Linked DNA regions of Homo sapiens: region 2 is linked to region 1. Evidence: chromatin loops called from intact Hi-C (ENCODE). Cell type or tissue: CD14-positive monocyte. All regions are shown on one strand. Each heading gives the region's core, and the rest is flanking DNA. Links, peaks and the distances in the headings are about the cores only.

Region 1 (3,465 bases), core at 371-2,870:
ACAGAGCCTTGCTCTGTCGCCAGGCTGGGGTGCAGTGGCGTGATCATCTCAGCTCATTGCAACCTCCACCTCCCATGCTCAAGCAATTCTCCTGCCTCAGCCTTCTAAGTAGCTGGGATCACAGGCGCCCGCCACCAGCCCCAGTGTCGTATTTTTAGTAGAGACAGGGATTCACCACGTTGGCCAGACTGGTCTCGAACTCCTGACCTCAGGCGATCCACCCGCCTTGGCCTCCCAAAGTGTTGGGATTACAGGCGTGAGCCACCGCGCCCGCGTAAATAAGTCTTTATATTGAGTTTCTTTTTCAGAGATTTAGAAAAAAATGGGAAAAAAGTAAGTTCTTTACTTCTCCTTTGCACCCGAAGAATAGTTTCACTGGATGTAGAGTTGCACGTTTTTGGTTTGGTTTGGTTTTTTTTTTTGCTTGCGTGGTTTCTGACAAGTCTGCTGTAATTCTTATTCTTTCTGCTCTACATGTAAGGATTTTTTTTCCTTTTGATTCTCTTAGTCTTTGGTTTTCTGCAGTTTGAGTATGACATGCCTATGTGTAGATTCTTTGGTATTTATCTTGCTTGATGTTTTCCGAGCTTCCTGGATCTGTGGTTTGGTGTCATCGATAATTTTGGAAAACTCTGAACTATGGTTAATTCAAATACTTCTGCTCCTTTTATCTCTTTCTGGCATTCCCATTATGCTCATGTAACACTTTTGCCCCACAATTCTCCAATATTCTGATTTTTTTTTTCCGTTTTTTTCTCTTTGCATTTCAGTTTGGGAAGTTTCTATTGACATATCTTCAACTCAGTGATTCTTTCTTCAGCCATATCCATCCTATTGATGAGCCCTTAGAGATTCTTCATTTCAGTTAGCATTTTTGGTTTGCAGCAATTTCCTTTTTGTTCTTTTGTCCATCACTCCTCTTACATTGCCCATGTTTTCTTGCCTATCACCCACTTTTTCCATTAGAGCCCTTAGCATATTAATTGTACTGATTTTATTATTATTACTATTATTTTGAGATGGAGTCTTGCTCTGTTGCCCAGGCTGGAGTGCAGTGGCACAGTCTCGGCTCACTGCAACCTCTGCTTCCTGGGCTCAAGCAATTCTCCTACCTCAGCCTCCCGAGTAGATGGGATTACAGGCACCCGCCACCACGCCCAGCTAATTTTTGTATTTTTAGTAGAGATGGGGTTTCACCATGTTGGCCAGGCTGGTCTCGAACTCCTGACCTCAAGTGATCCACCCACCTTGGCCTCCCAAAGTGCTGGGATTACAGAGGTGAGCCACTGTCCCCAAACTAACCAGTAATTTTAATTTCTCCGTGTGGTAATTCTAAAATCTCTGCCGTACCTGAGTCTGGTTCTGATGCTCACTCTCTCTCTTCAGATTTTTTTTTTTGCCTTTTAGCATGTCTCGTTATTTTTGGTTGCAAAGTAGACATGAAATATCAGATCCAGCCGTGTGCTACATGATGATGTTTTGGTCAATGACAGACCACATACACCATGGTAGTCCCGTAAGATTATAATGGAGCTGAGAGAGTCCTGTCACCTAGTGACATTGTAGCCATTGTAACATCGTAGTACAATTTTTTTTAATCGATTTAGTGTAGCCTCTGTGCAGTATTGAGAAAGTCTACCATAGTGTACAGTCATCTCCCAGGCCTTTGCATTCACTCACCGCCGCAGTCACTGCCTCAGTCACCGACTCACTCACCCCTCACTCACTGACTCACTCACCCCTCACTCATCCCTCACTCACTGACTCACTCACCCTTCACCCCTCACTCACCGACTCACTCACTCCTGACTCACTCACCCCTCAGTCACCGACTCACTCACCCCTCACTCACTCCTCACTCACCCCTCACTCACTCCTCACTCACCAACTCACTCACCCCTCACTCATCCCTCACTCACTGACTCACTCACCCCTCACCCCTCACTCACCGACTCACTCTCCCCTCACTCACTGACTCACTCACCCCTCACCCCTCACTCACCGACTCACTCACCCCTCACTCACTGACTCACTCACCGACTCACTCACCCCTCACTCACGACTCACTCACCCCTCACTCACGACTCACTCACCCCTCACCCCTCACTCACTCCTCACTCACTCCTCACCCCTCACTCACCGACTCACTCACCCCTCACTCACTCCTCACCCCTCACTCACCGACTCACTCACCCCTCACTCACCGACTCACTCACCCCTCACCCCTCACTCACCGACTCACTTACCCCTCACCCCTCACTCACCGACTCACTCACCCCTCACTCACGACTCACTCACCCCTCACTCACCCCTCACTCACTCCTCACTCACCAACTCACCCCTCACTCATCCCTCACTCACTGACTCACTCACCCCTCACTCACCGACTCACTCACCCCTCACCCCTCACTCAATGACTCACTCACCCCTCACCCCTCACTCACCCCTCATTCACCCCTCACTCACGACTCACCCCTCACTCACCCCTCACTCACCGACTCCTCACTCACCCCTCACTCACCCCTCACTCACGACTCACAACTCACTCACCCCTCACTCACGACTCACGCACCCCTCACTCACCGACTCACTCACCCCTCACTCACCAACTCACTCACCCCTCACTCACCCCTCACCGACTCACTCACCCTTCACTCACCGACTCACTCACCCCTCACCCCTCACTTACCAACTTACTCACCAACTCACCCAGAGCAACTGCCCATGCTGCACACTCCAGTGCTGGTAAGTGCCTTATGCAGGTGAACCATTTTTTGTCTCTTATGCCATATTTTTACTGTAGGTTTTCTATGTTTAGATGTGTTTTAGGTACACACACCCTTGGCACTGTGTTACAACTGCCTACAGTATTCAGTAACACACTGGGGTGTGTAGCCTGGGAGCACAGGCTGTGCCATACAGCCTAGGTGCGTGGTACGCGGTAAGTGCACTCTGTGACGTTTGTACAATGATGAACTTGCCTCATGACGTGTTTGTCAACGCATCCCCCATCAGTAAGTGCTGCTTGACTGAAAGGTGAAGTAAGTGTGCCTTGTTTGGAGGGCATCCATCCCCTTAACCTGGCTGGCACTCGGGCTGTGTTTAATCCTGCAGTGGCTGTAAAATTCCTCGAGTGTCCTTGTTTTGTCTCCCTGTTGTCGTGGAGTTTCTCCGAGCATGCCTTCCACAGCCTGCGCCTGGGCCCTTTCCACTCCCACCCAGGATGTTATGCTGGAGCCTGCAGGGCTGGGAGGGGAAGCAGGCTCCAGCCTGTGACTCGATTTAAGCCCTTCAGTGGCCCGTGTCCCTGAGCCGTGACCTTCACACGTGTCTTTCCCTTTCTCCTCCCCGCTTGGGTGAGACGGAAGACTGGTGGGGCTGGAGCAGTGAAATGCCCTTCCCAGCTGAGATGAGGTCCTGGTGAAGTCAGCTTCGCTACAGAGCAGGCCTGGCCTTTGCCTGGAG
Region 2 (3,120 bases), core at 591-3,090, 270 kb before region 1:
GAGAAGGAACACCACGCGTGGGGTCCAAGCATCCACGCCAGAGTTCACAGGATCTTCATCATGGAAATGGCCCGCACCTCGCTGACCCCGTAATAATCCCACCTCGGGGTCCACGCTGCAGCAGAGTCCCAGGGTTCTCTAGCGCATCTCTGGTGCCCAATAAAACCTAAGTCAATTGGATTGAATGTTTCGTGCTAAATTTTCTTCCTGTCTTTAAGGTTTCTACATAGTAAACACTTGCCACAATGTTACCAACTTACGACAAGCCATGTAAAGAAACTGCTGCATCTCAGGGACTCTTCAGCTGCCTGACCACCTCCAATTTGCAGATTTAAATGCAATTTTATTTCACCTTTGATCAAAATATGTACATAAGTTTCAACTTCAGGACATTCCTTATACTGCATAAAGCTTTGTCCTTTTCCAAAATTCCTTTAATTATTTCATATTTAGTACCTGAAACATCTCAGAAAATTAAATATCCTCATTTTTACACTTGAAAAAGTTCAGGTTTAGAAAGGGCAGCATCTCCCAAGGCCACGAGGGCTGTTGGAGCCGAGATTCACCTCCTGATGCTCAGCATGAGCCCTGGGAGCCCCACTGCAAGCTGCAACTACGCTGGACAGGTCAGAGGGAGGGAGAGGGGCCGCCACACTGCCCAGAGGCCAGACGGTCAAGAACCTGGGGTGGTCTCCTGGACAGAGGAGGGTGCTCTCGGCTGTAGCCGAGGCCGGTTCTGACACCTGTACCCGCACCCCACACCTCGCGTGTGCTCTTTTATAGCCGCAGGGATCAGCCCTCAGGAACACAGAAGCACTGGGGCCTCGGCTGGCTGGGGCTGCTGTGGAATCTCACATCATCTCCCCAGTCGTAGATGTTGATGCGGTTCGGTTCTGTTTTGTTTGGACCCTCTGGTCAAGTTGTCAAAGACAAAGAAATTAGCCCCAGCTTTGCGGGTCTTGTCAAAGACAAAGAAATTAGCCCCAGCTTTGCAGGTCATGGGTAACCCAACAAAGCACTAACGAGAGGATCGCGTAGCCAGGTCCCTGCTGTGCCACGTGCAGACTCCACGCAGGCCCACGCCATCTCAAGTGTGCATTTCTGGGGCTGACCATGAACTACTGCACAGACAGCACGTGCAGAAAGAAGGATCGGAACCTGACACAAAGCCCGGGTGCCTGGATGCCTGGTCTGCCAGTCAGTGGGCAGAAGCGCAGCCAGGGCCCTCGCAACACTGGCCATGGAGATGTCCAGGGCTGGGGTCACAGGTCAGCACTGGGCCCCACCCTCACCGCTAGTGACTCAGGGATTTGCAGGGAGGGAGGGAGGTGATTAACAGCCCTGAAGATAGTTCATGAACAGAAACCACTCGCTAATCTTTGCAAAGCCCCAGGCTGCGGAGGAGTGATTTTATCTGATGATATCCTCAGAACACTATTACTGTCAACACCGTAATAAACTGAGGTGTCAGACTGGACTTTTGGGGGATGGAAGAGCATATTCATGCTGCAATCTTCATCACAGTTTGGCCCTGCAGAACCTTCCAGAACAGCCACCCCCTCCTGCTTGCCTCATGACCCAATTACTCTCCAACGATGCAGTCACCTTCCCATTGACAGCAGAGGTCCCGGCCACAGGGGCAGCGGGCAGTCTGCCAGCCACATCTTCACTCTGTTTTGTCGTTAATCCTCAGGCAAAGCTGGGCCCAGCTCCCAAGGCTGGAAGGCGCCCAGTGCAGAAGAGAGACAGGGAGAGAAGGAGACCAGGGAGGGTAGGAGAGGGGCAAGGGGAAGAGGGATGGCTGGGCCGGCTTTCCAGGAGAGGAGAGGGACGCCAGCCCCCAGGGCTCTGAGCCCGGAGTCCCTCCTCACACCTGGCCCCTTTGCAATTCACCTGGTGTACAGAGGGCATTTCTGAAATCTTTGCTCCAGGAGGTGAATTTCAGCAGAATACCCATTGTTTGTATGAGGCACAGACCGGAGGGGACCTTGGTTGAATAACCAGTAATTGCAGGCACTCCCATGATCCACCTGGGAGGCTCGTCAGTTTTCTAAAACAGACACCATTGCTCAAGCCTGTTTACTTTTAAAGCACACAATAATGCTCGCTTGCTAGTTTGTTTTTGTCCTGCTAAATCTTTGAAAGGCTTTCCATAACTCCTGTCAAATGTTGCCAAATTCAACGCAGTTGGCATTTAAATATAACTTTGGAATCATGCACTGTTCCTTTTTCATAACTGACTGCGACTGGGTTGGGAAGGTAGGAGGGTGCACTCCCGGCCGAGCTGCTTGGGGCTCCAGGGCTGGGCCACATCCTTTGCTGCTGGTGCCTCAGGTCTAGAATCGGGCCCCAGGATTCCTCATCCAGACAAGCTCTGAGACTCAGAATATTCCCAGTTTTAGAGAAGTGGTACAGTGCAGATCCCAGAAGTCTCCTAACACCTGTCACCAAGCATTTTAATGTTTCTGCGGTAAGACTCAGACACGCTCACGCTCAGTTAGGCGCGTGAAGACCTGGGCAGACTCAGTCATCTCAGACCAGGTCCTGCTGCCCAGCAACCCCCAGAGAGCTTCCCGTGCTCCAGAACTGCCGGACTTGGGAGCGGCGGGCGAGGGGCTGAGGGAGGAGCTGCCGGTGTGGGCGTGAAGCCGCCAGGCTCCGCCTGTGCCCGCCACAGTGCTTGGCGTTCGTGAGGTGAGGCCCAGGCAGTGGGCCATGGTGCTTCCTGGCCTGGCCTGGGCACCGCAGCTCCTCCCTGCGGAGGCCGGTCTGATGCCGGGGTCTGAGCTCCTGTCACAGAGGTGCCATCAGGAAGACAGAAACCGAGGCCACAGAACCAATTAAACCAGGAGGACATCCGTGGATGTATTTGCTACATGCTGTTTCCTTTTTCTCTAGTGCACATCTTTTTAAAATAAGAGCCTTTCCCTACAGAGCCAAAATCGAATTATCATACTTAACAAAACATATATCCTTCATATCAGCCAATATCTAGTACATTTTCCAGTTTCTCCAGTTGAACACAATTTCCTCTGAAGGCAGGTTTGTCTAAGGAAGATCAGACGTGGAACCAGTTCTGCCACCTGCCTCGCCGAGGAGGCCAGGTGTCCGGGAAAGGTC

What was found. Peaks named below come from ENCODE experiments on the same cell type or tissue, not always from the same donor. Only the 100,000 strongest peaks of a DNase experiment are listed, where the experiment ranks them.
Region 2: it touches region 1 in a loop (6-fold over the local background); 5 of 110 quality-filtered maps call a loop at or near these places.

What each region holds. Positions count from the first base shown.
Region 1 is chr2:241,618,899-241,622,363 of GRCh38, reverse strand. The region is part of intron 2 of THAP4 (THAP domain containing 4); the gene reads left to right. Among named protein-coding and RNA genes, the nearest start is that of THAP4, 17 kb to the left of the region's middle. In CD14-positive monocyte, for the core only: no CTCF peak of the experiment used is centred there; DNase peaks (open chromatin) are centred at 1,873 and 2,463; H3K27ac peaks cover 1,004 bases.
Region 2 is chr2:241,891,048-241,894,167 of GRCh38, reverse strand. All of the region lies in intron 2 of LINC01237 (long intergenic non-protein coding RNA 1237), which reads right to left. FAM240C (family with sequence similarity 240 member C) reads left to right here. Exons shown (of 3, transcript NM_001382368.1): 3 at 1-180. Among named protein-coding and RNA genes, the nearest start is that of FAM240C, 7.9 kb to the left of the region's middle. In CD14-positive monocyte, for the core only: no CTCF peak of the experiment used is centred there; no DNase peak of the experiment used is centred there.